4 separate regions of the Mus musculus genome follow, and regions 1, 3 and 4 are each linked to region 2. A link is a loop called in an ENCODE intact Hi-C map of the cell type or tissue named here. Cell type or tissue: heart. All regions are shown on one strand. Region 1 holds the start of Polr3c (polymerase (RNA) III (DNA directed) polypeptide C). Region 2 holds the start of Cd160 (CD160 antigen). Region 3 overlaps Gpr89 (G protein-coupled receptor 89). Region 4 overlaps Rnf115 (ring finger protein 115).

Region 1 (8,000 bases), 84 kb before region 2:
GATTAAAATGAAAAAATATTCTTATAATATTTTTGTATTTTTTGTTTGTTTGTTTTTTTGAGACAGGGTTTCTCTGTGCAGCCCTGGCTGTCCTGGAACTCACTCTGTAGACCAGGCTGGCCTCGAACTCGGAAATCCACCTGCCTCTGCCTCCCGAGTGCTGGGATTAAAGGCGTGCGCCACCACGCCCGGCTCTATTTTTGTATTTTTAAAGAAACCAAAATCCTCAAACTGTCACTACAATGTAGTCACTCTACCAACTGAGCTACATTCTGGGCCAGGATGGGCAGCCCAGCTTACTTTGTTCTATCACTGTATTCCTTAAAGGCCATACCCCACCAGTAGACTTACTGTGAATAAATGAGTGTGGCATGGGAACAGCCAAGATGAGCTAGGAACACCACAAGCGGCAGTACACGGGGCCTAAGTACAATACCACACCCCACCCCACCCACTGTGGTACTGACCACAGGGCAGACGGTCTCTGTTCATACTTTCTAGGGGAAGGAGTTCTCCTGTCCAAAGGTACTTGAAGGAAATGATTGAAGAAGTTGAAGAGGAACAGACTCTCTTATCTAAACATACCTGGTCCAGGGATGCTTTTGTGTCGTGGGCAATTACTCTAAGTGGCTGGCTTCCAGTTCTGACTAGGTGGACTCCAATTTTTTCTACAATCTCACCAAAATGCTCTTGCAGCAACAAAGAACACAGTTTAATCTCTGCTTGAGTCATCGTTCTTAGAGCCTCAGAACTAGGAAAGAACAACAATATAAATTCACATATTTTTTTTCTAGAGGGCAACTTGACAATATAAATCAAACCCTCTATATATTAAGGCATATATTTGCCTTAATATTTATAAGTTGAGATCCTTTGTTCCAAGGATGTAGTAAAAACCATGCCATGAGTTCTCTTCACAATACTGGCATTGACATAAATAATCTAGCATCTATCAATAAATTATAGTATAACCTTAAGAGAGTATACTATGCCAACATTTAAAATGACTTCATACAATATAACTACCATAAAATATTCCTAATGTGTTGTCATTTAGTAATTGCAATGGTCAGATATGATGGTGTACACTGCCTGTAATTCTTGCACACAGGAGACCAAAGTCAAAGAATCAATAGTTCCAGGTCAACCTGGGCACAAAGTGAGTTCAAAGCCAGCCTGTGTTATACAGCAAGACTCTGGTGGGTAATACACCCACCACCCACCAAAACAAAGAACTAGAAAACTAGACATCAAATTTGTTTTCTAAAGCCAGGTATGGTGGTGCAAGCCTACAATTTCAGCACTTAGGAGGTGGAAGTATGAGGGTCAGGAGCTCATGGTTACATATTGAGTTCAAAACCAGGTTGGCTACATGAGATCCTATTAAAATTAAAAAAAAAAAAAAAAAAAAGGCAAGCCATCCTCCCCTATATATGCCATTTATTTTAATGGGAATATATGTGGTTTGTGGTTCCAATAATCTTTAAAGACTGGATTCATCTCGGTATGGTGGCTAACATCTGTATTTCCAGCACTAAAGCTAGAAGACTGTCATAAACTGAAGGCCAGCCTGGGCTACATAATAAATACCAAGCAAATCTGGTCCAGAGTGAGACCTTTAAAAGCAAAGGGGGAGGGAAAGTGCGAATAACTTTCTGTCACAGATACAAAGACCTAAGGCTCATGACCCAGTGGGGTACAACTTATTCCCAAGCCATAAACCACGACTTAGATAGATAAAGTAAAAAAAGAGCTTCTTAGGGTATTTCAATTAGGAGATGAAGTTATGTTCCATTGAGAACCATATTAAATTTTTACATCATGAGACACAAGCAGGAATGGGTGTAGTTGATTTTGAAATTACCTCCCTATCACAAGCTCCAACTCTCTCGAACCTAAATTTTTGTCCCTCTTGCCACAGTGTCGCAGAGAAGACTATTTCACTTAGCCACACACACGTCTTTGGAGAAACATCCTTAGACCAGTTGCCATCCTTGAATGCATTTCCTGGCTCCTCTCCCTTCATGCAAGTTTCTGTTCCGGACTTTGTTTCTTGGCCCTGAGTCAGGGCCTCCTCATTCCGGCAGCGTTTTCACTAACCTCAGGGTCGGGGCTAATTTAGAAGCTCCAAATGTTGTCCTCCCGAGGCCAGCAGCCTCAGCTCATGAGCTTCCCATCGCCCCTTCTTAGAAGTAGAGCACCATCCAGGCGGACGCGGAAGGGTCAGAGCACGGGCCGCTCTAGCCGACAGTGTCGGTGGTTTCCGGGGACGCTCTTTCTCTCCTCTCGTTGGGAGGCTGGAGGACCGGCCAGGGGCTGTCTGAGGTGCCGGCGGGCGGGCTCTCCTCTGCCTTTGGTGCCGGGAGGCGGGCCTCGGGTCGCGTGGCCGCTGGCGGGCGGGCCTCTCGGGGCCGGGCGGACTCACGTGACCCTTGCGGGCCTCGGAGCGGCGGGCCGCCCAGAGGAGGCGGCGACGGCGGTGGCGACCGCAGCACGGGAGGTAGCGGCCTGGGGAGGGACCGCCGGCCGCCCTTTCGGACATCCTCGGCGGAGGCGAAACATGGCGGAGGCCTCGGCGGCGGGGGCGGACGCGGGCTCCGCTGTCGCCGCACACCGTTTCTTCTGCCACTTTTGTAAGGGCGAGGTCAATCCCAAACTACCGGTAAGAGCCCCGTGTGTCCCGCGCTCCGGCGCCGCGTAGGTCCTTGGCTCCTAGGGCTGGAAACCGGGTCTTAGGCTGCCCGCACACCCGTGATTCCCTTGACACCGGTGTTCTCGGTACCTGCTGCCCGCTGTCTCCGGGCACTGGTCGCAAACCCTGGGCATCAGGGCCAGGGTCCTGCCTATCCCTCATTTCCGCGGCGTCTCCAATCAGCCCCTCATTTCGCTTCCGCTCTTTAATACCACCCCCATCTTTTTTTGTCTCCTCGGTGAATTCTCGGGCAAATCTGCGTCCAATTTGCTCTCAGTCCCCTTCCTTGTCTTTTCGCGATGACCTATCCCCTGTACTCTTTCCGTTTTTGCGGCTCACCTACTCTTTATTTTTCTTCCCACTTCTCAACCAGATCCTCCCCCCTTCTGCATCCTCAGTGAGCCGAAATAGCATATTGCTGAGGACTTCTTAGTAGGTTTTGTTGAAGTACAGAAAGAGGAGGTTTGGAAGGTAACAGGGAAGAGGGAGATTTTGTTCTTCAGTGGTTTTTGGGTTCTTGTGAAAGTGAAAATAGCAGTGTACCAATGACTTGCAGACTGCGCTCCCTGTTGCTATCGAAGGAAATGGCTTTGGGAAGAAGGTAGGACGTACTGTCTCAACTTATTTTGGATATCACGTTGCCAGTGTCTTTAGCTCCACTTTCCTAGCCCACCCCCTCCATTTTTTTTTTTTTTCTGCCCAGGAAAACAAAAAAAGAACAGAATGTTGGGACTGCTTTCTCTGATATAAAATTGGCTCTGCCAGGCTGTCAGCCAATAGAGAGGTAGGGCTATGCTTTAAGAAAAGGTTTCTGCAGCATGCTAGCCAGTGCCAGCGCCCCCAATTATAATAAGCCTTTTTCTTGTTCGGTGGCGACATTTCTTAAAACGAGTGGCTATGTCATAATTTATTTTATAATCACAGTATCTTGAATACATGGTGTCTTTCTGTTTTTTGTTTGCTTTTTGCACCAAAGTCTCACCATGTTGTCCTGGCTGTCCTGGAACTTGCTTATTCGGATCAGGCTGGCCTAGAGCTCACAGAGGTCTGTCTGCTTCTGCCTTCCTAGGGTTGGGATTAAAAGTGTGCACCGCCATTCCTGGCTTTGAATACACTCTTAAGAGAAGGCCGACTAAGTTTCTGTGTCATAATTAGCTATATCTACTGTGGGTTGGTTTCATTTGCTGCCTTTGCTTTATGCTGATGTGCTGTCTGCCATATTTCAACTTGGGAAAGTTTTTTCCCCCAGCATATATTAGAACTCACACTCTAGAGAGGGAGTCTGGAATTGAGCCACTGTGTGTGTAAGATCAGTGACATGTTATTGAATGTGATGGATGCCCTGTTTAAAACATTAGCCCTTGGATCTGTAAGTGTGCACTCAAGGATTTGCCTTTCAGAGTGAGAAGACATAATGTAAATGTCTTTTTCTTTTTCTTACCTGAAATCTTCACTTCAAAAGGATAATTTGGTTAAGGCTTTTTAGGTATTTTTATAAGACTTAGTTAGACGAATGGATGATCTTTGCTGGTTTGTTTGTTTTTTTAACTCTGACTCATTGCTTGTTAAGCCTGACTTGTAAGTTGAAGCTTATCAGTGTGTAATATAACCAAAGGCTGCCTGCAAAAGACAGGGTTCTCTACAGGATGCCCTAGCGGTGAGTGAAAGCAGATGTGGTCTTGATCTTAAGGACTGCAGTTTTAGGTTTTTTTTTTTTTTTTTTTTTTTTTTGAAAGACAAGGCAAACATGGAAAAATTAGCAATCATCATGCGTTGTTTAAGGATGGGGACAAGTTCTGAGAAATACAGTTAGGTGATTTTCATCCTTGTGCAGCCTTTGCAGAATCTACTTAGATAAACTAAAATGGATGCAGTGTCACTTGCAACGTAGGTTTGAGGGCTGACCTAGGCCCTCGTACTTGTTAGGTAAGTAAGAGCTCTATCAGTAAACTGTCTTATATAGTTCAGGTTAGTTTTGAACTCAAGAACCTCCTGTCTGAGCCTCCTGTTACTGGAATTACAGGTAACACCCCTACACTCCAACCCCAGCAACCTGACTGTTAGTGGAATTACCCTGTGTAGTCTATCCAAAGTCACTGCAGCAAAATAAATGAGGACAGATAATACATGGTTTCAGTTTCAGAAAGGAAGACATGGTTGAATCGGTGTTATTGGAGACCTATGACATATGAGGTGGATGGAATTAGATTGAATTTTCAAGGATAGGTATAATTTAGCTTGAGAATATGCAAGACCAGGAGGAATTGTAGTTATGGAGTACATCATATTTGATATGAGTACATCATGGAATGGCTAAATCAAACTATTTGAGTTTAACATATATTATCTTCCTCTTTTCAGTTTTTATTTTCATTTGTTTGTTGTGTGTGTTTATGTGTATGAATGTGTACCATAGTGCCACTGGCCAGAAGACAGCTTTTGGATGTTAGTTCTCTCCTTCTACCACATGGATCTTGTGGGGGTCAAACTCAGAGGGGGAGGCTTGGCGAGCCAGCCCTGTCTCACATGATTTTCACTGAGTCTGCTGCTTTAGCTGTTTTTAACGTCTATGTTACTTTTAGTCACTGTGGTGCTCAGTAAGTAGCTAATCAGTGTTGTTCTGTGTTTTCAGGAAAAGGTGTGATAAGGTCAGACTTACTGCTTTTCCTGAGACAGGGTCTCTAGGTAGCCTTGGCTGTCCTGAAACTAGCTCTGTAGCCTGGGCTGGCCTCCAACCCTCAGAAAAATCTTGCCTCTGCCTCCCAAGTACTGGGGTTAAAGGTGGATGCCACTGTGTCTGGCTGTTGTTTTTTGAGACAGAGTTTTACTGCATAAGCCTGGTTGGCCTAAAAAACTCAATATATAGCCCAGGCTGGTCTTGAACTCAGAGATCCTCTTGCCTCTGCCTTACTCCGGTGCTGAGGGTAAAGGTGTGTGGCACTATGCCTGGCCAGATTTAGTTTTGATTTATGTGGGAGCTAGTGGCTTTGATTTTGTTTCGTGGGCATTTTAAGTCTGTAGTCTCAGGCAGTTATCTTGGAAACGTTTATCAGAAAATACAAGTCAGTTGAGTACAAGTCTGTCTCTGTGATCGGTGAACTGACTCAAACACTGCTGTGATTGGTGAACTGACTCAAACCCTGCTGTGATTGGTGAACTGACTCAAACCCTGCTGTGATTGGTGAACTGACTCAAACCCTGCTGACATGGTCTTCATAGGGTTACATCTATAGAGGGCACGTGGGAGGGTTTGAAAAAGATAAATTCTATTGTAGACTTGAATCTCATTGCAGGGACCCAGACTAAGTAGGCATGCATAATTCCTTAAATCGGGTGAATGGTGTGGGGAATCTGACTGTCCTTTGAGGATAAGCAGACTCAATGTATCATGGATACAGTTTCTCATTGTCTTAACTGAGTTCACAACCCTAGTGGATACTGAGAGGACACTGACCCTTGTAATAGCTGGATGTCCAGAACCGTCACTTACTAATGCACTGACTGGACACCACCTTACATTAGCCTTATCTTTGCTTTATGGGGTGGGTGGGCCTGTGGATTGAACTCTAGGTCTCAGACATGCTAAGCAAGTATTCTACAATTGAGAGCTTATAAGGGTCACAGCTCTTGTTTCTTCTCCCTTCTTCTCCCTTCCCAATCTAGGGTGTGTTTGTCACCCCACCTCCCTCTGTCCCTCCATCCTTCTCCCCTCTCCCTCCCTCCCTCCCTTCCTTCCTATATGTTGGAGAGAAGAGTGGGAGAGAAGAGGAAAGGAGAGGGGAAGGGGAGGGGGAGAGTCAGAGGGAGGGGGAGAGAGAGAGAGAGAGAGAGAGAGAGAGAGAGAGAGAGAGAGAGAGAGATTGATTGATTCTGACATAGCTCAAGCTAGCCTCAAATTCTGTATGACCTTGAATTTCTGGTCCTCCTGCCCCATCTCACAAATGCTAGGATATAGGTGTTAGATAAAGCATATGCTGTTGTTACGCCTTGTTTATGTGGTACCCAGGGCCTATTCATGCCAGGCAAGCATTCCATCAACTGCGCCTATTTCTTGATATATTTTTAAGTACTGAAAGGCAACTGCAGTAGCTTATCCAAAGCTATCCCTGAAACTGCCCTTAGGTTTTGTTTATCATTTTTCTCTGGAGGCTACATGTACCTAACAAACTTTAGGGTTCATTACTTTGGACTGAGAATGAAGTATCCCTAATGCTATGTGGTCAGTCATGTGAGCTGAGGTCATTTCGTTTGGTGGGAATGAATATTTCTCACTGCTCTTCCTCATCTCCCCTCTCTTAACTGGTTGTCTTTAATTTGTATGATCCCAAGAAGAGGACAGAAGGTTACTTTAGAAATATGGTACCATGGAATGAGAAAAAAGCATTAAAGGGAATTTAAAAAGAAAAGTATATTCAGTAGCCCTATTACCTCCTTATGCCTCAAAGAGGACTCTCTTAAATGAATCATGTAGGAATTGCTCTTCTAGATGAGTTTTCATATTTATGATGAAAATAATTCTAGCAAAAAGTGGTAAGTAGCATACTTGGGATTGGGGGTGGGTATTTTTGTTTTGAGACAAGGTCTCTCTGTAGATCTGGCTGTCTTGGAGCTTAATATGTAGATCAGGCTGGCCTTATCCTCCTGTCTCTGCCTCCAGAGTGCTGGGATGGTAGAGCTGCTCCTGCATAGTTCATGTCTGTCTGTCTGTCTCTCTCCTTTTGTGAGAAAGGGTCTCACTATGTAGCTCTGGATGTCCTGGAACTTACTATGTAGAACAGACTGTCCTCAAACTCACAGAGATCTGCCTGCCTCTGCTTCCTGACTGCTGGGATTAAAGGTTTGTGCCACTGCCCAGCTCCAGATTGACAGGGTAGAATGACATTTTATGTGTGTGGTGTGTGTGTGTGTGTGTGTGTGTGTGTGTGTGTGTGTGTATCAATCATCAGATGATAGAAGAAATATTTGAAGGAAATTTCCAGAAGCTTTTAATTTATCTCACTATTTTATTGAGAGGCAAATATGGGGCCAAAACTAATAGAGTTACTACACTACAGTGATGGACAGAACCCCACGCAGGACTGTTTGAAGGGGTGTAAAGGTGTGCTTTCTCCCGCATACTATCAGTACCCCATTCTTCTTTAAATTATGCTCTTTCAAGGTGGAGTTCCAGAGTGATAATTATGTAGCAGAGTAGCCTGCTTTGCATTTTGATGAGACTAATGTGGTTCTTAAGTGTTCCATGGAAATCCAGATGAAAGACAAGTCTAATTAAAGTCTGCTGGGATGTTGCTCACCTCTGGCTCATCCA
Region 2 (8,000 bases):
GCAAAGTCTTTACGATGAAGTTTTAATTTAAAAAAGTTGCTTAGTTTCCGATTTTGTTTCCATAAGGTTTCCCTCAGGCTGAGCTTATTCTCTCCTAATATTTATATTACTGTTATTTATATTTTTATATTCTAGTCTCTGTTATGCAAAATTATGTCCACACTTTAAAAAGCATTCAAACAAAAGAAACAAAACAACAGGACACCGATTTGATACATTTGATCCATTCATAGAAGAGGATATTACTCAGGCATGTGCCTTATACCAACATTTCAGTCAGTGAGAGGCTGCCTGTGTATCAGTGGTACCAAGAGATTTTAATGAAATGGGGACAGAAATGAGTGACTGGAGGGATAAGAGGAAAAAAAACAGAGGAAAGGAAAATGGGGGAAAAAGGAAAGAGAAAAATAGGGCAAAGGAGAAGAAAATATCAGAACTCCAAGAAAACCCAAGGGAAGGGGTCCAAAGCCTTTGCAGACCTTAGCAAGCTTGGAAAAAGAGGACAAGCTTACAGAAGAGTGTGTACAGGTCCTCACTGGTAGCACACACGAATCCCAGTGCTCTGGAGGCAGAGGCCGGCCTGGTCTACAGAGTGAGTTCTGAGACACCCAGCACTACACTGAAAAACTCTGACTCAGAAAACCTGTTTGCCTTTTACCTCAGTTTACCCAACTGTGATTACAGGGATGGCCCTCCAAACTGGCAAGTTTATGTTTTAAACTAAATTTAAAAATTAAGAAGGCTGTTAAGTAAAAATGTTATAGTGAGTGAAGTAAGGTTTTTTTTTGGGGGGGGGGGGGCGTTGCTGAAGATCCAGCCCGGATTTGGAGCACAGTGTAGGTGGAGTGGCTGCTGTGCAGAGTTCAGCAGAGCTCAGCCATTCCCCAGCCTCTTTCCATTCCCCATTCACTCAGTCATCGGAAGAGATTCCCAGTCCCGCAGGCTCCGCCACATGAAGTGCTTTATCCAGGTGTTCCATTTCTACGGTTGGACCATAGACTGTCTACATTCATAACTGCTTACTGCTGTGTTACTGTTGCCCGAAGTATTCTGCATAGTAAAAAGCTGTGCCAGGGAGCAAAAGATTGTACCATGTGGCCACGGTAGGCACAGGCTATGCCATTTGGGTTTCTATGCCTATATTCTATGATTGTGCAGCCATGAAATCATCTAGTGATGCATCTCTTCATGCAGCAGCACCATTAGTGATGCACAGTATGAATTATCATGAAAACTTCCCACGGTTCTACGATGTGGCAAATGCTAGTGCCACACACTTGGACTTTTCCATACGAAGCATGAGCCAAATCACCTCTATTATTTATTCAAAACCTGAACTGTGTTAGTTTTATAAGGGCTTAAATTGTGACTAGCATAAGTTAGCATGTCAAAAAAGGGCACATGTGTAGGTTATACATATAAAATAAGCACCTTTTTACTGCACGCTGTAGCTAGATACATAAATACTTGCTGTTGTGTTACAGTTGCCTGCAGTATTTAATATGGTAACATGCTGTACAGCTGTGTAAGTGGTACCATATGGCCAAGGTATGCAGAGCCTATGCCGTCTGAGTTTGTACACATACACTCTATGCTTTTAAGAACCTTCTGTAGGTTTATATATAAATTATATACATTTTAAATTATATATTTATAAATGTATATTTAAATACATCTAGTCCATAACTTCTTGAATAGGTGTACTCAGGGTTTGTGGTCACTTGTTCACTGGTGTGACACAGTAGCTTCCTGGAGCAACTTCAGGGAGGAAAGGTCTTGGCTATGGCTTCAGAGGGAGTCAGTCTATTCTGGCAGGGAAGGCTTGGGAGGGTGGCTCTGAGATAGAGGAAGCTTGTAGCTCAGGCTTAGTCACATGGCAGCAAGCAGGACACAGAGAACTAGGCCAGAAGAGGCTCGTAGGCTCCCCATATCTCAAGCTTCTGAAACCTCCTACAGCAGCACGTGAACTGGGGACCAAGTACTTAATAGACGCTGTTGGTATATGTCACAGACCTAAGCTTCAACATTTGAAGAAGTCTTTCTGTCAAACCACTGCAACACACATATTCTAAGCAAACTCAAAAATGTAAAACTTGATAGTGTGTTTAGTCAAGAGGGCAAGTATCAGACACTTGGTATCGGAAGTCCAAATTCTGTTTTAGTACAATTAGCTGTCAAAAACAATCAAGGTACATCTTAAAAACTAGTTTCTGGGGCACCATCACATTTTTTAGGCTTCTGTGGCAGATCCGAGGTAAAACCCTTGAAAAGTGAAAACAGGTGACTAGCACATGTCAGGTACATGGGGACAGACAGGTCATCAAAACAAGAGTTTGTGTGCCTGAAAAACCTCCTCTTAGAGCACCAGTTCTTAACCTGCGGGTCGCGACCCACAGTCATCTCAGATATTCTGCGTATCAGATATTTACATTACAATTCATAACCCTTACAAAATTACAGTTTTGAAGTAGCAACAAAATAATCTAATGAGAGCGGGGTGTGGTGGTGCATGCCTTTAATTCCAGCACTCGGGAGGCAGAGGCAGGCAGATTTCTGAGTTTGAGGCCAGCCTGGTCTACAAAGTGAGTTCCAGGACAGCCAGGGCTATACAGAGAAACCCTGTCTCGAACTCTGTCCCCCAAATCTATTGATTGGGCTCACCGCAACATGAGGAACTGTATTTAAAGGGTCGCAGCATTAGGGAGGTTGAGAACCGCTGCTCAAGAGTCAGGTTAGATTTGAAACCTGCCTTGTTAATTACTAGTTGTCCAATGTTGGAAAAGTTTCTTAATCTCTATGAAAACAAGTTTATTGATGGATAAAATGATGGTAGGGGGTTAATATGGCAGCTTAGATAGTGTGCGCTTGGCGTAGCACAGCTGCTCAATAAAATGCTAGTCGTTATCATTATTCTGGCTGCACAGCTGGCTGCAGTTCACATCCACACCCATGGTTGTATTTAGTTCTTATAAAACTCTGAGCATCATTAATCACGTGTTCTGTGCAGACCTCTCGGAGAAGTCGCGTGACTCGCTTAAAGTTGCAGAGAGTGGGTGGAGAAGCCAGACTCCTAACCGTTTGGAGGAACCCTTTGGTTCCTCTTACAGCCACCTCTCTTCTCTCAGACACTAAAGAACAGAATTGAGGATGCAGGTTACAGAGGGTTAGAAAGGGAGAAATTCAGGCCCGGGGGACTACTGGGATAAGGACTCTCTTGGCAGAAATCACCTTGATGCCAGGAGCAAGCACCTTATGTGTAGCAGACGGGCAGTGCCCGGAGTTCTATCCGCTAGAGGGCGCTGTCTCTTTAGAAGCTAGGGTTGAGTGCCGGCGCCCGCGGTGTCTTACCAGGGTCTGTGACTCCAGTTTGAGAGCACCCACCACTGTCCTAAGCCTTCTTGCTGGCTTAACCATGGTCAGTATGAACACCAGGCTAACGTGTGGTGCGTGTGTGTATAGGCAAAACATTCATAACATATGAAATTAAAAAAAAAAAAAAAGAGCCTAAAATCACTAAAGCAAAAGGTATAGGATAAGCAAGGAAACAAATTCTATAAAGACAGAGTTACAGAATATACAAGAGAAGAATATCTATCTTTAGGATCTAGTGTCCATCCTATATCTATCAGAATTTCTCCTTTTAAATTTCAATATTTTATTTTGCGGGTAGGGCTGTTTTGCCTGCATGCATGTCTGTGATCACTTGTGTGCCTGGTGCCTGTGGAGACCAGAAGAGGGCATCGGATCCCCTGGAACTGGAGTTCTAGAGGTTTTGAGCCTCCACGTGGGTGTTCTCTGCAGGAACAACCCCTGTCTAGTTTAATGAAGTGGCGACAGCTATGACAGCTGCCGGCAGCTTTGACGATAACCCATGCTTTCTACCAGTGGCAGAGTCTACCGTGGAAGCAATTGGCCGCTCCCTAGTCGAGACTGACACAGGCGGAGATGCGTTTTATCCCCAGATTCACAAATCCCATTTGCGAGCTGAACTTGCAGAGGGTCACACATCCCCTTGGTTAACAACCACCTCTGATTCACAGGCAGAAGGTGTGTTCCCCCCCCCCTCCCCCAAGGAAGTGGCCGGGACTGAACTTAGGGAGAATTGTCCATTTCTTATAAACCCAGGAATGAATTGGCTGGCTTCCTCTGCCCAAATCATGCCGTGGCTAAAGGCTGCCCTTGCTCTGTCGTCTCCAGTGTGTGACCTCTGGGACATGAACACCCTTCAGAGACGCTCCATGAAGGTAGTTCACAGCCCAGGCTGGGCCTGAGGGCTTTAGCGCAGGCTTGGCAACCTTTGGTTGCTTTCTTGCAGTGATCTTTATCTCCTTGATATTTATGAAAAGGGATGACTCTCACCTACTGTCTTCTCACGAACACAGAACTAAAGAGAGCAGCCTGTAGGACTCAGCACAGCATGTGTGAGCTAAGCTGCCCAGGCTTAACTCTAAAGTGCTCTCTGAGACTTTGAGACTTCCCTCTTAGGAATGTGGTGTGGCCCTCTGCCATTTAAGGCGTGTCTGAACCAGCCAAGGACCTGAAGCCCATGAGAAGGATGAGCATACCAACCATCTGACATGAGTAGTCTCTCTCTGTCTGTCTCTATGCCCCCCCTTCTAGATCTCCCCCCCCCCAGCCCCCACCATCCAGGGGTTTCTCTGCTGTGTAGCCCTGGCTGTCCTGGAACTCCCTCTGTAGAGCAGGCTAGCCTCAAACTCCACTTGCCTCTGCTTCCTGAGTGCTGGGATTAAAGGCGTGTGCCACCAGCTTCTGCCTTAGTTTTGCCTTTGAGAAGCAAGCTTCTCACTGGCTTAACTGAGAGCTTGCCCTGTGTGAACAGTTCTGCTAAGCATTCCATCTCTCCTCCCAGAGCCCAGGTTCCCAGCAGGCCTCTTTACCTCAGGACAGATGTTCTTCCTTGCTCTCAAGCTGGGGGCTCACGCTGAGTGTGTTCTGGGTTCCCACACGGGGCCTTTTGCTCTTGTTAAAAACCCTATCTCCCCACTTCCGTCACAGCTCGGCCTTTCACCATTGATCTTTGAAAAACCACAGAATGGGTTTTTAGCAGCGAGGGGGTCTTCCTGTCTTTCTTTCCCCCGCCCCTGTAGTTTTTACTCTCTCCTGTTGCTCCATCACACCCCCTGACTTCTCTCTCTCTTTTGAAATGCACTAAGGTTCAAAGAAGACTGAGAAAAAATGACTCCTTAAAATAGATTTCTTTACCTTTGGAAATGAAGGCGTGAGAAGGAGGACACTGGTAACAGAATGACCAGAAGACATGCTCTCGGGGATAAAGGTGCTGCATCTTTTCCGTGAATACCTTTTGATTTGAAGTAGGGCTTTGTTAAGTTAATTCATCCCAAAAAGGCTTTTATCTTTTAGTCTTAAGATGTCAGTCTGAAACTATGGTGGGCAAGGAATGGCTATTTGGGGGGCACTAAAAATAGACCAGACCTGTAGCCCTAGGACTGGAGGAAGATCAGAAGTTTAAGGCCAGTCTAGGCTAGAGACTCTGCCTCACAACAACAACAATAACAACAACAACAAGACATCATAGTTGGCCTGGTGTTAGATTCATTCCTATGGCTAATCAGCCCACACTCGCCTGAAGTCTCACAGCCACCAAGAGCATGTCTCTGAGAGCTGGTTGTAGCCTTTACCCAGAGGATGCGATGTTCAGAGCACAACCCATCTGTTATAATGTTGATTCTGGGCTCCCTGCTGCTACAGGGAGACAGTCACCTTACAGAAGACCCTATCTGTGAGTCAGCAAACACACTCCCTGACATCATGCTAACGCACCCACTCACCTGTATAATGGGTACACTTCAATTAGAGTAGCCCTCCCCCACACGTCTTCCACAACCTGGGAGTTACACATCCCTTCCCTGGAATTTCCTTCTCTAGCCCGACCACAGGCTCATGCTATGGAATCTTCCTCCACTGAGACTCATAGAAAAAGAGACTCACTCTGCCTCCCCGGCCTGAGCTTCCATTAGAGGCCTGCCAGGCTCTCTGTCTATCCGTGATGCTGAGGACTAAACTCTCCTCACACCCCAGACTATGCTGGTCTTTGCCTGTTTGTATGTCCAAGGCATTAAAAACTCACCGAATCAACTTCTTAACCAAAAGGACAGTCTGCCTCACTGTGCCCCGTGACACATACACGCGGCCCTGCTCAGCCATCGCAGCTTCAAAGCTTTGGGTGGACAAAGCAGTTGCTGCTCTTCTGTTTGCAGCAGCTCCTACTGTACTGGGTCTGCCAGAAATGAGACGCTGTTTCTTCAGTTGACTATCAGACCATTGAGAGAATGGAGTCAAAGAAGTAGAAATGTCCCCAAGAGTCTTCTGCCGGGAGAAGGAAAAGTCTGCGGCCTGAGGTGGGGATTTGTCCCTCAGCAAGATTCTCTAAAAACCCGTGAGGTCTCTTGATGGGATGAGAGCAAAGCCCAGACAAAGATGGACAGAACCACACCCTGATGGGGACTGCTCAGCTGTGCATATCTTTGGCCTTCTATTTAGATTATATTTCTAAAGGTTTATTTATTTTGTGTATATGTATAGTTTTTGTTCTTGTGTTTGTGCTTGTGTCTGGTGCCCACTGCAGGCCAGAAGAAAGCATAAAGATTCCCTGAAACTGGAGTTATATATCTTCAGGAGTTACCTGGGGATTCTATAAGAAAGCAAGTGCTTTTTAACCATGGAGCTTCAGTCTCTGAGCCCTCCTTAAAACCTAGTGAGTTCCAGGACAGCCAGGGCTATACAGAGAAACCCTGTCTCGAAAAACCAAAACCAAACCAACCAAACAAACAAAAATACCTAGCTCTCACTTCAGGACCCCAAAGATGGACTTGAAAGGCTTACTTGATCTCTTTGTCCTTCATCCCAATGTGGCCACATTGAATAAAACTGTATTTTTTTAAATTTAACTATTAATTTGGCTGTTTTAACTGGCTTCTTGAGGGTGCAGCTGTGACCCTAAGTTTGGTAACACTATTGTTATGATACTTGCAGTTTCCTTCCTTCCTTCCCTCCTCCCCCTCTTCCCCCCCCCCCCAATTTTAAAAACAGGATCTCAGTGTGCAGCCTTGGCTGGCCTTGAACTCACAGAGACCCACCCGCCTCACCCTCCTGAGAACTGAGATTAATGGCGTGCACCATCACTGACTCCTTATCCTGTCATATCTTTGCTTCAATCCCTCCAGTGGTGCATTGCTCGCGACCCCAAAAACTACTCATCCGTTTTTCTTTTTTTTTAATTAAATTTTTTCTTCAAACAATATATTTTGATCATCATGTTTCCTCCTCACTCCTAGATTCTCCCCCACCTCGCTACCTGCATATTTTTTGTTCTCTCTCAAAAAACAATCAAAATAAGAAAGAATGAGAAAACAAACTGAATGAGAAACAAACCCCCCACAGAATGAAAATTAAACAAGCAAAAGTCTAATAAGATAAAAAACAAACAAACAAACCAAGCAAAGAAGTCAACCAAAATGCCACTGGCTCTGATTTGCGTTGGCTAGCTTCTCCTGGGCATGGGGCCAGCCCTGAAGATGGTTGACGTACCCAGTAAGACTCCATTAGAGAAAACTGATTTTCCCTTTGCTGGTGGGTATCAACTGCAGATAGTTCTTGTTAGGGGTGGGACTTGTGTCCACTCTCCCCCTCTCAGTGCTGGGACCTTCTCTTGCTTGAATCTGTGCAGGTCTTGTGTGCACTGCCACATTCTTATTGTGTCTGGAATACACTGTTTTCTTGGTGTCATCTGTCTCCTCTGGCTCTCACAACCTTTCTGCCTCCTCTTCTGCATAGCTCCCTGAGTCCTGAGCAGAGGGGTTTGATGAAGACATCACATTTAGGACTGACTGCTCCAAAGTCTCTCACTCTCTGCACTCTGCCCAGCTGTGAATCTCTGTGTTAAGCCCCGCCTATAGCAAAAAGTAGCTTCTCTGATGTAAGGCACAGATCCATGGGGCTAACAGTAGCCTGCAGGAGTC
Region 3 (8,000 bases), 75 kb after region 2:
AGGCTGTGTGTGTGTGTGCACGTAGGTGTCTGTGGGGTCCAGAAGAGGGTGTCAGATTCCTTGGAGCTGAAGTACAGGGGTTATGTGCTGTCTGACATGAGTGACAGGAAGTAAGCACAGGCCCTATGCAATCACAACACGTGCTTGTAGCTGTTGAGCCCTGTCTCCAGCATCCCTTCCTCGCCCGTCACTGATTTTGAGGCATCCCGACTGTACAGTAACCTTATGGTGGTCGATACTGTTGACATACAATTTCCATCTGTATGAACCCCTGTGTTTCCATAATCCCAATGCCTTCCAATCCCCCTCCCCACATACATTCTGATTGTACTGTTATTTTCATGTGAGTTTTGGAAGTTTTTCCTTTTTCCAGGTCTATTTAGCAATCTCTTCTCAAACACTCCCTCCTTTTCTACAGCTTGTCTTTCCTCATTCTTTACACACTCCTCTGCAAACAAGTCTTAATTTTGATGACGTCCAGTGTATTCATATTTTGTTGTCTGAACTGTATTTTGGGGATTCTATTTTTTGCCTAGCTCTAGATCTCAAAGATTCTTTCCCTAAAGGTTCTGTAGTTTTACCCTTTATATCTAAGTTCAAGGTCTGTTTTGAATTCATCTTTCTACATGACACTTATAATTGTTTTTTTTTATTATTATTTTTGGAGGAGGAAAAGTCTATGGATTTACCATTTCAGGATCATTTAGTAAAATACCCTTTTCCACGGAACTTTTTAAAGTTTGCCTGGCCTAGTAGAAGGCCAGTTCTATAGAACACAGAACTGGTACCTAGCATGGGGCAGATATCTGGCTGGTATGTCATAAACATTTCAGGATACACTAGATGGCAAACACTGTGTAAAAGTCTGTGGAGGGGTGAGTAGGCTGAGCAGCTCTGAGGAGGTTTCAGTCAGAGATCTACTTTTTCAGCCCCGCTCAAGGCCAGGATGGAACCATCTGAGGTTTGAATCTTCTCAGGACAGGGCTGGTCTGGACAAGACTTCTCAGAGCTAGTTCCATGTGAATCCTTTCTATTGCCTGGGAATCAGCTGAAGAGCCAGAAACCTGGATGAAAACTACCCAGGAATTCACAGCACTGAGAGCAACGGCCCTGGATAGACTATGCCTTTGAAGAAATATGCATGGATCTACTCAAACCAGCATCGTCAAGGTAAAGGACATAACTATAGTCTGGCCATGGGGTTCCGGCATTGTCTCAGGAGGAACCTAATCTGGCTAAAGTTTATTTTTTCCTTTTGCTCTTTTCTATTTAACTTTTTATTCTTTGTGAATTTCATATCATGTACCCCAATCCTACTCATCTCCCCAGCTCTCTGTACCTGCCCTCTGCCCTTGCAACCTCCCTCCCAAAAGGAAAAAAAATCTCATTGTGGGAGCGGTGGTGTGTCACAGTGTGTCCCACAGTACACCCTTTTGTCCACACTTCTTTACTTGCAAATATTCACTGTAATGAGTTACTGGTCTGGTTAGAGGCCTCTTGCAACTGCTACACTATCAATACTGGATCTTCACCAGGACTCTTCTGAGATATCCTACTGTTGCCCTGTGTCACTGAGATTCTGCAGCTTTGGATCTGCAGGATTGGCCCTTCACATGCTCCAGCAGTTCATAGATGGGGCAGAGGTTGGGGTGGGCCAGCTGAGAGCCCTGGATCTGGACCTGGGTGGTAGCTGAGCTAGTCAACCTGCACCCATACCACCAGGGCAAGATCTCCAGCACTGTTCCGGCTAGCTCACCCAATGCCACAGCTGGCAAGGGGCAGGGCCAACTCTCCTACTCTCATGCCCTTGGGAACAGCTCACACCCCCTTCCCTGACCCCACTACTACCAGTGTCAGCTCTACTGCGCTGCCCAGGTGAGGTACAGGGTCCACTCTCTCCAGTGCTGCACTGGCTAAAGTTTTGTCATCTGGACCCATTTGGAGTTAGTTTCTTTCTTTTTTTCTTTTTTAGTTTTCTGAGACAAGGCTTCTCTATGTAGCCTTGACTGTCCTGGAAACTCACTTTGTAGAACAGGCTGACCTTGAACTCAGAGATCAGATACCTGCCCCTGCCTCCTAAGGGCTGGGATTATAGGTGTTCATTGCCACCATCTGGTGGTTGGAGTTACTTTCTATTGCCTGATTTGTATGCTGAAATGCTCAGCTTCATTGTTTCACAGCCAAGTTAGGGTTTGGGTGGACAGGTATGTGTGACTGTGGAATCCTCTTCTCAGAGTACTGTACAGTCTCCCTACAAGATGCCCAGCTCACCTGCAGCAGCCACCTCTGCACAGGTCCACCTCTGAGCTCCTTTAGCTGGCTGCCCTAAGGCCTCCTAGAGCCTCCATGAAATCAGTGCTTAAATAAGGACATCATCACCTGATTCTGTAGCCACACTTCAGGACTCACTCGCTGGCGTTACTCTCCTTATGGGAGCTCTCCTAAACTTCTGATCCCTGCACCACTCCTGAGTTCTACCTTCTGACAGCTCCTGTCACAAGTGTGTGGCCAGCATGCACAACCTGGGGCAGTCACTCAAAGGCAGAGGGAACCTGGAAACCCAAGCAGCATGTGCCAATCAGTCTTAACAAGCATCTCGGGCTCTTTGGTGCTTCTGTGTGTACATTCTGCTGTGTGGCGAGGTGAGATCTGCTTGGAACTGACATTTAAATTGTGGATCTTGGCCCTCTAGCATCCTGGGATTTCAACACCTCACCCTTGATTCCCAGGTATTCTGCTAATCTGAACGCCATGGAACAACTTATGACAATCCAGAAACTTCTAGCAGTTACTTCATATATATATATTTTTACCTGCTTCTGCTCATTTTCCAGTGACTCCAAATGCTCATCTTTAAGATCCTCTGCAGAAGCAATTGCTCAACTCTCACTGACAGCCCCCCAATTTTCCTCCATGGCTGATTGGAAGCTCGAGGGCTGGTTCTTAAATTTCACTCAGAATGCATTGTCCCCATCTGGATCAGTTTAAAGGACCGCTTAACTGCACCTGACTGGAGGTAGAAGTTAAGCCTTTTCCTCCCAGGTTCCGTGTATATTCCACCCTGCCCATCCTGTCCACAACAGATACTGTTCTTGCAGGCCACTGTGCTGAAATCTAAAATGGGTTCTGGTCACCACTCCTCCCAGCTATGGACACTTGCCAAAAGGTTATTCTACCCTGTGCTAACTGGGAGGGCTCCGTGTGTGAGCTGTTTGTATGTCCCGTTAGCCCCACTAGAAGAGGCCGTGCTGATCAAGTCCAGCTGGGAGACCAATTCCTCTGAGAGCCTAGCTAGTCAAGTGACTCGCAGAGGGACCCAACCACCCTTGATTCTGACAGACAAGAACTGGTGGGTGATGTGCCTGAGTCAGAGCCAATTCCTAACCATAGCTAGTATAAGATGGGCAAGAGGGTCCATCTACAACAGCCTCAGGTCTGATTCTACCTCAAATGTCAGGTGTGTCTTTTCATTTATAGAAGAAATATCACAAAAGCAAGAACAACCTTGGGGACAAAAATAATATAATTCTCTCTCTCTCTCTCTCTCTCACACACACACACACACACGTGTATGTGTGTGTGTATCACTATTGAATATTTTTATTTTTTTTTTAAATATTTATTTATTTATTTATTTATTTATTTATTTATTTAATGTATGTGAGCACACTGTAGCTGTCTTCAGACACACCAGAAGAGGGCATCAGATCCCATTACAGATGGTTGTGAGCCACCATGTGGTTGCTGGGAATTGAACTCAGGACCTCTGGAAGAGCAGTCAGTGCTCTTAACCACTGAGCCATCTCTCCAGCCCCCAGTCTTTTTATTTTTTAAAAACCTTACATTTCTATAGAAAGTACAGAATATAAGTAACATATTTGCAAGCAAAATAAATGTACAGCCACATGTCCACCTTTCACATTTAGTACAGACATGTAAATAACTGTTCAGCCACATGTTCACCTTTCACACTTAGTACAGACACGTACAAACTGAGACAAATACTGCTCAGTAACTTGGAGCCTTCATTGTTATTCTGTGTCTATGATGTCTCTTCCATTAAGGCTGCTCTGACTTGATTATGGAGCAAACTATACAAGCGTGTTGGAGGAGAAAATATGAAATGTGAAACCACTCAAGTCAAAACTACTACCACTCATATGTGGATAATAACTTTGATGAAGACAGCAGACAATAAGCTTCATGAACATGTGTTATAATATTGAGCAGAGACTATTTCATAAAGTTAAAGGCAAATGGGCTTATGGAAACTAAGTTATTATCACAGATTATTGATAATGTCAGTACTTGTCTTTGCTAGGTATCACTCGCTGTTCTTAGCGGCTGCACGGGTCTCAATGCATTAACAGTTCCCTTTTGTCATGTGACAGGCTCCTTCCATGTAGCCAGGTCACTAACATGTACCATGTACCCTAGGCAGGCTCTGAACTCCTGATCCCCCTGCCCGTGCCTCACAAGTACAAGCTTACAGCCATGTGCCAACCCACGTGGCTTATTTCATTTTTTTACACATAAGGAAACAGAGGCACAAAGACACAATGCCTAGTTCAAGGATGCATTGTAGGGTGTAGACAAAGATTCTAATACAAATAATGTGATGTCAGATGGCTTTGTAGGCTTACTGTGACACAGATTCTATAAAAATGCCACTTTGAAAATATAGATTAAAAATACCTTTTGGATGACTTTTACATTGCACTTTTTTTTTTGACTGAAACATTTCATTGTAGAAGAGTCTCAAGGAGTTTATGAAATTCAGGAGATTTAAGACTCAAAGAAGTCCCTCCTATATACAGTTTACAGAAGTGCTGAGCAACTGTTGGAGGAAGGAGAGAGGGAGGGAGACGGGGAGGGAGGGAGGGAGGGAGAGAGAGAGAGAGCATCCATCTCCATGGATGTTCTTCAGTACAGAGCTGCCTCAAAGCTGCAGGGTTGGGGCTCCAGTACTAGAGCCTGCAAGAGGTGTCACCCACACTGTGGGCTTTCAGTGATGTAACTGCCCGGGTCACTCACATGATCCTATGAGTAATCTCACGAAAGTCACAGGATCACCAAGCTGAACTTGGATGGAATCCTCTCTTTGCTCTGTCACTGCCCTGTCTATCTGGGTAGAGAGGAAAACACCGTCTAGAAGACTTAAAGGAGCTTAGGTAGCTGGAGAAAAAGAAGTTGGAACAGTCTTAGAGTAAAGGATGATAGCCTTGTCCTCTGCACAGTGACGTTAAATATGTACATAACCTCCAAATAGTAAACATTATTCCAACAATTTAAAGAGAAGTGCTGAAATTCAGAGGGTAGAACTTAAGAATTTTCTTCCTCTGAGGTGAGAGTAGAGCTTCGTGGTTCAGTACCCTACATACAACAAGTAAGAAAGCGTCCCACCAGCTCTTTACAGGGACACAGGGTGCCAGCCTCACCTTTTCTTTTTGCTTATGATCATGTCCATGGTCTGCAGCAGTCGCCGTTCCAGGGCAAGAATATCTGTGTCAGTCACGTTCCTGCAATGAGCAAGAAATGAGTGATGTCTGGGATCCCATGCTTGGGCATCATAAACTCCGTAGAGCTATTTTTCTGTTGTCCTAGTGCGGCAGTGGGTGCCCTGTGCTCAGCCTTCCTTAGCTTTGACCTAGACACATTTGAAATAAATGCTTATTGGCTAGATCATATATTCAATCTGTGGGTCGTGACCCTCAGGCAATTGTCTATCTCCAAATATGTTTACACTACTATTTAAAACAATGGCAAAGTTACAGTTATGAAGTAGCAATGAAAATAATTTAATGGTTGAAGCTCCTCACCACAAGATGAGGAGCTGTCAGGAAAGTGGAGAACCACTGGGCTAGAGAGAAGGCTTGGGGTTAAGAGTACTGGCCACTGCTGGAGAGGACCTGGCTTCCCAGTACCTGGAAGTGGCTCACAGATGTCTCCAACTCCAGTTCTAGAGCATCTGATGTTTTTGTGGGTACCAGGCATACACACAATGCACATACATACATAGACAAACACTCATAGGCGTAAAAATTAAAAAAGATGCTTAAGTTGGCATGGTCTCCTACTATTTGATGTCAAGGAGGAACTAATTTCCTGTAGTTGGGAGAAGCTCACACTGTTGTCCACTGGAAAGATGTATTTAAAGAGTGTATGCAAAGGGACATAAAATTCGCCACTTAGAAAATAAATGAGCCAGATGTGGTGGCACATGCCTGTAATCCCAGTGTTCAGGGGGTTAAGATAAGAGAATCTAAATTAAAATCAACTAAGGGTACATATTCAGTAACAGTGAAAAAGGAAGGAGATAAAGTATGTGTTACCTGAGGAAGTAGGACATGTATGTGTACGGACAGTTGACAGCACCAAATCCGGAAAGCAGAGCCATGAGCGTCACCCCGATTACGCCTACCCGGCTGATGAGCTGCTCTATGGACAAGATCCCTGAAAACACCGATGCACGTTAATACTGGGCACTACACACAGAGCGGCTTCCATCTGTGTCACGGAAGCAAACACTGCTTACAACATCAACCGGTATCTTATACAAGCCCATTACAACGTTTGTTTTATGTTTATTTGTTATGTGTATGAGCATTCTGCCTACATGTGTGCTGGTACCTGTGGAGGTCAGAAGAGAGCGTGAATTCCCTGGAACTGGAGTTACAGATGGTTGTGAACCATCACACGAGTGCTGGGAACCTGCCTAGGTCCTCTGCAAGAACACCAAGTGCTTTTAACCACCATCTCACCAGCCAACAAGCTTATTTTTAAATATTGGCAGGCTGCTGATCTTTGCCTTTGTTTATTATATGAAATGCTGAAACAGATACTGCTATTTCATTTTAAGTAAATTAATTATGATACATATGCTTTCTTTAAAATTGTTTTTAATACTTGTACTAGCTGGTTTGGTGTGCCAACTTGATATAAGCTGGAGTTATCACAGAGAAAGGAGCCTCTTTTGAGGAAATGCCTCCATGAGATCTAGCTGTAAGGCCTTTTCTCAATTACTGATCAAGTGGGGAGGGCCCACTGTGGACAGTGTCATCCCAGGGCTGGTAGTCTTGGGTTCTATAAGAGAGCAGGCTGAGCAAGCCAGGGGAAGCAAGCCAGTAAAGAACATCCCTCCATGGCCTCTGCATCAGCTCCTGCTCCCTGACGTGCCTGAGTTCCACTCCTAACTTCCTTTGGTGATGAACAGCAGTGTGGAAGTATAAGCCGAATAAACCCTTTCCTCCCCAACTTGCTTCTTAGTCATGGTGTTTTATGCAGGAATACAAGCCCTGACTAAGACAATGCTTTATTAATTTACTTCTTTGCCTGCATGTGTTCATATCACAGCGCACATGTGCTTAGAGGACAACATGTAGGAGACAGTGTTCTCCTTCCACCGTGAGGATCCCAGAGGGGAACTCAGCTCATCAGGCTGGGCAGCAGATGCCTGTGCCCACTGAGCCATCTCACAGAATGGCTATGTGCTTTTAAAAACTACATGTTTCCTCTGACCCATATGAAAGAGCTTTCCTCCCCAAATCCAAGCTACCATGTGGAAGGTGTTGGAAGGTGAGGCAGACTGCAGACGATGGGTCACTCAGTTCATTCCCATCTTTTTTTAGCTTTCCCCCTGTACTACAGGATCTGGGAAGCACAGAGCTCTTTTATTCCCAGATTTTCTTGAAACTACAACTACAACTCTTGAAACTCAGTAAGTTTCACTGACTGACATGCCCATGTGAACTGCGAGCAGTGGCTGCCATGGGCAGCCAGGCAGAGGCTCTGTGCAGTAAGTAAGAGCACTGGCTGCCAGGCCTAACAGGCTAAGCTTCATCCCTGGGATCCACATGGTAGAGGCAGAGAACTGACCTTACAAGATGTCCTCTGACCTCCACATGACCACCTAGGCATCTGCACACCCACCCAGGAGTGTCAGAGGAGAAAAAGGATAGGGCCTGTCAGGGAAGCCCGCTCTGGGAGAGAACAGTGGCAGC
Region 4 (8,000 bases), 75 kb before region 2:
CCCTCCCCCTCTCCCCCCCTCTCCCTCTCCCTCCTCTTCCTCCTCTTCCTCCTCCTCCCCCCTCCCCCTCCCCCTCCCCCCCCTCTTCCTCCTCTTCCTCTTCCTCTTCCTCTTCTTCTTCTTCTTCTTCTTCTTCTTCTTCTTCTTCTTCTTCTTCTTCGTATTGTTAAATTATTAAGGATTTAATAATAAGTGTGTATTTCATTGTTTTTTAGCTTAGTTCCAAGAAATGAAGGAGAACTATATCAGTGGAGTTTGAGTGGGGCTGTTTAGCTCCTCAGGGAACATTTAGTAATCTCTGTAGACAGTTTTGCTTTTATAGCTGGGGGAAGAGGGAGGACTCCAGCTGTCATTTGGTAAGTAGCAGACAGAGCTGCTCCTAAACCTGCTGTAGGCCCAAATGTCAAGAGTGCTGAGGCTGTGAGAAACCCTGATAATGAACAAAAGGATGAATCCGTGGGCATTGTCTGTGTGTACGGGTGGCACTTAAGGTTTTTTTTTTTTTTTTTTTTCCCCAGGGTAGGTTTTTATTTCTGACCTGAGATCCTGAAGAGAATTTTCAGTAAAATAATTGAGACAGTATAATTTTTGCCAGAGCCCTCATGGGAAATGATTTTTAGGACAGGGACTGGAGTTGGGTGGCTGGTGGCTGCCATTACATGAGAGCAGATCTGTTAGGTTCCTTTTCTCTCTGAGCTTAGTGAGACCAGAGGTATTAAATTACTCACCTAAGATTACACACTGTAACCTAAAAGTATCCAATTTTTTTTTTTTTTTTTTTTTTTTAAAGATTTATTTATTTATTTATTATATGTAAGTACACTGTAGCTGTCTTCAGACGCACCAGAAGAGGGCATCAGATCTCATTACGGGTGGTTGTGAGCCACCATGTGGTTGCTGGGATTTGAACTTCGGACCTTCGGAAGAGCAGTCGGGTGCTCTTACCCACTGAGCCATCTCACCAGCCCCCCAATTTTTTGTTGGTTGGAAATTTAGTAAGTGTGAGTAATTTAGTAAAACATTTGGGAATTCAGTTTGAAAACAAAAGGAAAAATAGAGCACTAGTAACTTTTTCTTGTCATTTATGTTAGTATTGTGTTCTTTTGTCTCTCACAATTCTCCAAACATTTCAGATGCACAGGAGATGGTATTCTTGAGTTTTTAGTTCTTTAAACTCCTCATTGAAAGGGTGAATTGATTATCAGTCTTCCTTTTAACACTGATTCTTCTTGTGATAGAAAGTGAATTTAGAGATACCGGTTAGAAGCTGGAGTCAGCTGCTGAGGGGGTCTTTCCTCCACCTGGAAAGAGATAATGGGAGGCAGGCAGGGCCAGCAGCTTCTTTATTTACAGAGTGTCTTATAGATAGCAGCAAGTTTCAGTAGTAGTCAGGCAGAAGCATTGGCAAGTGGCACCCCAATGTTACAGGTCTGAATGCCAGCTTGGGTATTGGAATCCTTGGCTCTTTTCAGAAGGCCATTGTTATAGAACTCAGATATCTGAGATTGGCCTTGGAGACTTCACAGCTCTCTGGAACTTTATGGTGACTGACACCTGCAGGTTTTCTCTCTGCTTCCTTAATAACCATTACCAGCTTCCTGCTCTCCTGTGGTCTCTGTTTCCACTTCCCTTCCTTCTACCTTGGCTCCTCTTAAACTGTTGCCACTGTTAGGAACCAACAGGTAGACAGCCAGGATGCATGAAGGGCAGTCCTGGGTACATATAGAGAATTGTCTAGGAACTGGTACTGTGTGCAGCCAAGATTGCATAGGTGCAGGTATCCCCTCCTACCAAGGCAGGATCTTGTAATTGAATGAGATCCCCAACAGAATCCCATGGGCAGCACAATGTGAATGCAGGTCTGTGGGTGCAGCCAGTGGTTCTGAGATCTCTTTAGGCAGGTGCTTCTTTGCCAGGGCCTCTGTCTCTGCTGTTTCTTCAGCTATTAAATGGTTGTGGGTGTTTTGTACTGGAAAGCCAGACTCAGTGTGCTCAGAAACCAGGTATTGGTCCTATTTAAGCAGACTGTACAGGAACCCAGGATTGGGGATCAGAAGCTGCTTGGAGCTGAGAGGTTTAAGGTTAAGGTCAACCTGGAAGTACAGACAGCACCCAGGTACAAGTTGCACTTCAGGCCCAGTGCCATGATTGTGTTGGTGCAGCTGCCAAGTACTGTGCAACTCTCAGTGTACCCATGGATTGGCTTTGTCCATGGCTGCTTGCCCCTGCTGCATTTCTGTTTCCAGCTGAGCTTGTCCATGCAGTAGAACTCGTTTTTAGGCCTTACATTGGAATACTAGAGGAGGTAGCACAGGAAGGTTCTTAGCAGACTCTGAGTGAACCTGAGCCCCTGTTGTCTATAGTCTGTAGGCTAGGAGATGGTGTTTTCATTGTCACACTGTTTGTTTGGCAGTCCACCTTTCCTCCCACACTAATCAGTCACTGATGCTTTTGTTTTGACCCAATCATCAGTTGTAGTACTGTTTGACTGACAGTGCTTTGCTCAAGGCAACTTAAAGAGAGTGTAAGAATGACTAATTAGTGAGTCAGAGTGTCCTGTCATTAGTGTTCTTGTTATTTTCAGGAAACCAAACATAAGGAAGAGTGCTTACAATATAAACTTAGAGAATTTAGGACTAGCAGCAGTCACAACAGATTTTGAAAGTATTTGACAATGCTCTGTACCTGCCTAGTGCCCAGAGAGAAGTAGGTCTGTCTTAGGAATGGAGCTGCGTAATCTTAATTGAAAGGAAGTACATGGACACTGTAAGGAAAGAGCTTTAAAAAGGAAGGAAGGAAGGACCCTTATCAAAGTAGAAATATTTCAGATTATTCTTAGAGTTTCCAATATGTAAGTTGAGGTTAAAGGCCAAAAGATTTATATAATTCTTTTCTTAATTTGTTGGTAGCTCAAAAGTTTTTTTTTTTTGAAAAGATTTTAAAATTACATTTACTTACTTATTGTGTGTGTATTATACCCTTTGTTTTTCTATTTAAATTTATTTAGTTTATGTGTGTGAGTGTAGTGCATATGTATGTGTGCCATGTGTGTGATTGGTGCTTGCAGAGGTCAGAAGAAGGCATCAGATCCTCTGGAACCTGAGTTAGGAATGTCTGTGAACCATGTGCATGAAGTACCCATGACTGCCAGAAGAAGGCATCTGATCCCTTGGGACTGGAGTTACAGATGGGTTCACTAGGAATCCAAGCTGAGGGTTTCTGGAAGAGCAGCCAGTGTTCTTAACTGCTGAGCTCTCTCTCCAGCTCCTTGATGTAGGGCAGGCTGATCTCAGACTAGCGGGAATCATTGTTGCCTAGAACTAGAATTCTAGGTGTTTACCACCATAATGCTTTGATATGCACCTACACAGTGAAATGATAACCAGTCCTGCTTTGAGTAGTTTCAGATTCCTTACTTTTGATAGCTTAGGCTGTTCAGAAACATGGTTCAATTCTTATTTTGTGGTAAAGTACCTAAAATGGGGATATTCAGAAAAGTTCATTTTGTGTGCTTTTACTTCCCTAACTTCTATAGTATATTTAAAAGTGTGCTTTTATAGAACATATTTTTTGTTTGTTTTGAGACAGTGTCTCATTAAGTAGTTCTGGCTGTCCTTAACTTGTTATGAAGACCATGCTGTCCTTAAACTCACAAAGATCTGCATGTAGCCTCCCAAGTGCTGGGATTAAAGACTGTGCTACCATACCTTTAAAGAGTAAAATTTACTCTGAAAAATGTCATATGTATATAACATGTGTTTTGGGCATATTTGTTTTTGTTATTAAAATTTTTTAAATTTTTTTCTGAGATAGACTTTCTCTGTGTAGTCCTGGCTGTCCTGAAACTCACTCTGTGAAGTACAGGCTGGCTTTCAACTCACAGAGGGCCGTCTGCCTCTGTCTTCCAAGTGCTGTGGTTGCATGTGTGGGGGTATCTTGCCTGCATATATGTATATGCATTGCTTGTGTGCCTGGTGTCCAGGGAGGCCAAAAGAAGGCATTGGATCTCCTGGAACTGGAGTTACAAATAGTTATTAGCTGCTGTGTTGATGCTGGAAATTGAACATGGCTCCTCTGGAAGAGCAGCCAGTGTTCTTAACTGCTGAGCCATCTTTCCAGTCCTCATGTATAATGCATTTTGATTTTATCCACCAACTACTACTTCCCTCCTACTTCCTCCAGGACCCTTTCATCTGATCTCCCTCTAACTTCATGTTTTCTTTTATTATTTTTAGTGGTAGTGCAGTTAGTGTTGACCATATGGTCATTAGTGTGGGCCATTCACTGGGGCATGGGCAACCTACTAGCAGCCACATCCTCAAAAAAAAGTGACTTTCTCCTCAGCTGCTGTCAATTGCCAGTGGTTCCCCACCTCAGAGTTGGACCTCAGGAGTTCTTCCCTAGTCTATGCTGGAATTAAAAAAAAAAAAAGATATATATGTTTAATATATAAATTTTAAATGTGTATGAGTATTTTGTCTGCATGCCTGTGTAGAGGTCAGAAGAGAGTGTTAGATCCTCTGGAACTGGAATTATAGAGGGTGATAAGCCACCAGGTAGGTGCTGGGAGCCAAACCCATATCCTCTGTAAGAGCAGTGTGTGCTCTTAACCACTGAGCCATCGCTCCAGCCCCCAAGATGGAATTTTGACTGGCTTGGTCTTGTACTGGTTTTGTACACAATCACAGCTGCTATGAAGTAGGCATATTGTTAGAGTTGGTGTGTTGTTGATGTTATATGTAGAAGACAGCATTTCTCAGCTTTCCCCTTCCCATGTTCTCTCTCATCTGCTCACTCTTCCTCCTTGTTCTCTGAGCCTTGGATGGAAGAAGCTGACATTCGAGAGCAGCACAACTCTGTGGGTATAAACAACACCTATAGGTTCTTCCCAACTGCCATATCTCTAGTCTCTATTATATTTTAAAAATTAGCTTACAAGCTATTGGGTTTCCATAGACCTCTTTGTCTTGGCTAACCCATATGCTTCTCCTGCTTACTCACATCTCCTACCCTCAACTCCATGCAGTTTTTAACCTGGAATATTCTCCCTGTTCCTTCATATTACTGATTCCACTGCCCCTTCTGATTGTATTTTTCATTTGGTTGCAAGAGTGTAGGTTTCCACATAGCTTTTACACACACCCTACCTTCCCTCATTTCCTCATGTCTTCATTCCCTATCCTTCTTCATCTTTGAGCCTTTCCACCCCCAGTATTCTCCCTCTATACTTCCATTTTACCCATTTCACTGTCTCCTCTATCTTAATGATAGGATGTATTCTTTTTGTTCTCTTTGTTTTAGTCTTTCTTCCTTTCTCTCTCTTTCTCTTTCTTTCTTTCTTTCTTTCTTTCTTTCTTTCTTTCTTTCTTTTCTTTCTCTTATGAATGAGTGCTCTATCTGCACATACACCCACATGTCAGAAGAGGGCATTAGACCCCACTATAGATGGGTGTGAGTCACCATGTGGTTGCTGGGAATTAAACTCAGCAGCTAGTGCTCTTAACCCCTGAAGCATCTTTCCAGCCTGATAAGCTAGTTGGTTTCTTTCTTTCTCTCTTTCTTTCTTTCTTTCTTTCTTTCTTCCTTCCTTCCTTCCTTCCTTCCTTCCTTCCTTCCTTCCTTCCTTCCTTCCTTCCTTCCTTCTTTCTTTCTTTCTTTTTGGTTTTTCGAGACAGGGTCTCTCTGTATAGCCCTGGCTGTCCTGGAACTCACTCTGTAGACCAGGCTGGCCTCGAACGCAGAATTCTGCCTGTCTCTGCCCCCCAGGTGCTGGGATTAAAGGCATGCGTCACTACCACCCGGCACAGCTGTATTCTTAATAGATGATTTCAGTGACTTTTAATTCCTATTTTTCTTTCTGAACGGTGCTTAGGAAACAGGGTTTGCAGTATATTTTGCTGAGTGAATAAATGTTATCAGTTTTGAAAAAAGTTTCTTTTTAGCTAAACTGGTTAAAATCTGTCTTTGAACTACTATGGAACATATGTTTTAGCTGAGTATTGTAGCACACCAGTAACCTCTATACTCAGAAAGTAGAGGCAGGACAATCAGGAGTTTAAAAAACATGGGATATTTATTCTTTTGTATTGGTTACCATATTCTCTATTACTGAGTTGTTACTTTAACTTGTGTTAAGCAAAAACATTGTAATTAACTCTTGTGGGTGGTGAGGTGGCTCCATGGCACGCACTGTGCCAACCCAACAACTTGATTTGTTCCTGGGAAACCTGTGTATATTAATGGGGGTTCTCTAGAGTCACAGAATTTATGAAATGTCTCTATATATTAAGGGAATTTATTGTAATGACTTAACAGTTTGTAGTTCAACTAACCCAACAATGGGCAGCTGTGAATGGAAGTCTAAGAATCTAGTATGCTCAGTCCCATGAGGCTAGTTGTTTCAGCTGGTCTTCTGTAGAAGCTGGAATCCTGAAGAGGTAGCTTCCCACAGATGTGCTGGCAATGGCAAGTAAATGAAAGCAGGTGAACGAGTGAGAGTCTTCCATCTTCCAGTGTCCTCATGTAGGCTTCCAGCAGAAGGTGTGGCCTAGATGAAAGGTGTGTATTACCGTGCCTGGATCTGGAACTTGTTTTGTCCCGGGCTGTCCTTGAATTCAGAGATCTGCTTGCCTTAGTCTCCTGGGATTAAGGGCATGTACTACCTTGCCTGGGCCTAAGCTTTTTATGGCCACTATGCCTCAAGATCTCTATGCCAAGATCCAGGTCAGAAGCCTGAGTCTTCCGGCCTCAAGATCTGGATCACAGGTGTGCCTTCCATTTCTGGATTGTAGTTCATTCCAGATATAGTCAAATTAACAACCAGAATAGCCATCACACTGGGTAAAGGTGGATGGAGAGGCTGACTTCACAAAGTTGTCCTCTGACCTTCCCGTGGACACTATGGCACATGTGCTCACTCACATTAATAATAAGTTTAAATTCTGACTGTGTTGTGTTATATAAGGTTAACTTTTCTTTTTCTTTCTTCTTCTTTTTCTTTCTTTTTTAAAATTAAAAATGTATTTATTTATTTACACTGTAGATCTCATGAGACACACCAGAAGAGGGAGGGCATCAGATCCATTACAGATGGTTGTGAGCCACCATGTGGTTGCTTAAAATTAAACTCAGGACCTCTAAAGCAGTTAGTGTTCTTAACTCTAGCCCTGAAGTTAACTTTTTCTAGGTGTGTGTGTGTTCATACCAATAGAGGCCAGCTCCAAGAATCCTCCTATCCTGTCTCTGTCTTCCCAGCACTAAGATTATAGGCACACAGTTGTGTCCAGCTCCTTTCCTTTCCTTGCCTTGCCTTGCCTTTCCTTGCCTCTCCTCTTCCTTCCCTTCCCTTCCCTTCCCTTCCCTTCCCTTCCCTTCCCTTCTCCTTCCTTCCCTTCCCCTTCCTTCCCTTCCCCTCTCCTCTCCTCCCCTCCCCTCCCTTCCCTTCCCCTCCCCTCCCCTCCCTTCCCTTCCCTTCCCCTCCCTTCCCTTCCCTTCCCCTCCCCTCCCTTCCTCTCTCTTTCCCTCCCCTTCCCTCCCCTCCCCTGTTCTCTCCTCTCCTTTTCCTCTCCTCTCCTCTCCTCCCCCCTCCCCCCCCCCCCTCTCTCTCTCTCTGAAGTGGATGCTTGGGATGTGAAGTCAGCTCTTCTGCTTTGCTTTCCACCTTTTTATTCTCAGGCCTGCCCCTTTAACCTCATGTGCTGGAGATGAGTACCACCCTGTTTTGTTGTTGTTTGCTTGTTTTTCTTCTCTGATTAATTCTTACCATTTAGCTTTTTAATTTTTTAAAGAAAGTTTGGCTTATTGTCCATCCAACCAGGCTTGAGTCCAGTAATACTTTATCCCGTGACCTGCTTTTCTCTTTCTTCACAGTGAGGTAAAGGAAGTTAGTTGATTATACCGTCTTGTTTGGGGTCCTGATGTCAGTGTTCAGTCATGACATGGAATGGAGAAATAAAATGAACATTGTGAATGTTACTATTCTTGGAGTGTCAAAACTGAAA

The links. A loop is a pair of places that touch in the nucleus more often than their neighbours do. Peaks named below come from ENCODE experiments on the same cell type or tissue, not always from the same donor. Only the 100,000 strongest peaks of a DNase experiment are listed, where the experiment ranks them.
Region 1: it touches region 2 in a loop (2.7-fold over the local background); 6 of 42 quality-filtered maps call a loop at or near these places.
Region 3: a loop joins it to region 2, with 2.2 times the contacts of the local background. A loop is called at or near these places in 3 of 42 quality-filtered maps.
Region 4: it touches region 2 in a loop (2.4-fold over the local background); 7 of 42 quality-filtered maps call a loop at or near these places.

What each region holds. Positions count from the first base shown.
Region 1 is chr3:96,725,249-96,733,248 of GRCm38, forward strand. Polr3c (polymerase (RNA) III (DNA directed) polypeptide C) reads right to left here and starts at 2,191. Exons shown (of 15, transcript NM_028925.1): 1 at 2,101-2,191; 2 at 586-751. The coding sequence starts at 732. It overlaps Rnf115 (ring finger protein 115), which reads left to right and starts at 2,363. Exons shown (of 9, transcript NM_026406.3): 1 at 2,363-2,662. The coding sequence starts at 2,561. In heart, a CTCF peak has its summit at 4,336; a DNase peak (open chromatin) is centred at 2,373; H3K4me3 peaks cover 2,960 bases; H3K27ac peaks cover 2,486 bases.
Region 2 is chr3:96,809,572-96,817,571 of GRCm38, forward strand. It overlaps Cd160 (CD160 antigen), which reads right to left and starts at 4,950. Exons shown (of 5, transcript NM_018767.3): 1 at 4,899-4,950. In heart, a CTCF peak has its summit at 3,284 (motif pointing right); DNase peaks (open chromatin) are centred at 1,830, 3,290 and 3,870; H3K4me3 peaks cover 1,039 bases; H3K27ac peaks cover 1,204 bases; H3K27me3 peaks cover 2,115 bases.
Region 3 is chr3:96,884,471-96,892,470 of GRCm38, forward strand. Gpr89 (G protein-coupled receptor 89) reads right to left here. Exons shown (of 14, transcript NM_026229.4): 6 at 6,333-6,453; 7 at 5,439-5,519. Among named protein-coding and RNA genes, the nearest start is that of Gpr89, 17 kb to the right of the region's middle. In heart, no CTCF peak of the experiment used is centred here; no DNase peak of the experiment used is centred here.
Region 4 is chr3:96,735,034-96,743,033 of GRCm38, forward strand. All of the region lies in intron 1 of Rnf115 (ring finger protein 115), which reads left to right. Among named protein-coding and RNA genes, the nearest start is that of Rnf115, 11 kb to the left of the region's middle. In heart, CTCF peaks have their summits at 3,146 (motif pointing right) and 5,426 (motif pointing right); no DNase peak of the experiment used is centred here.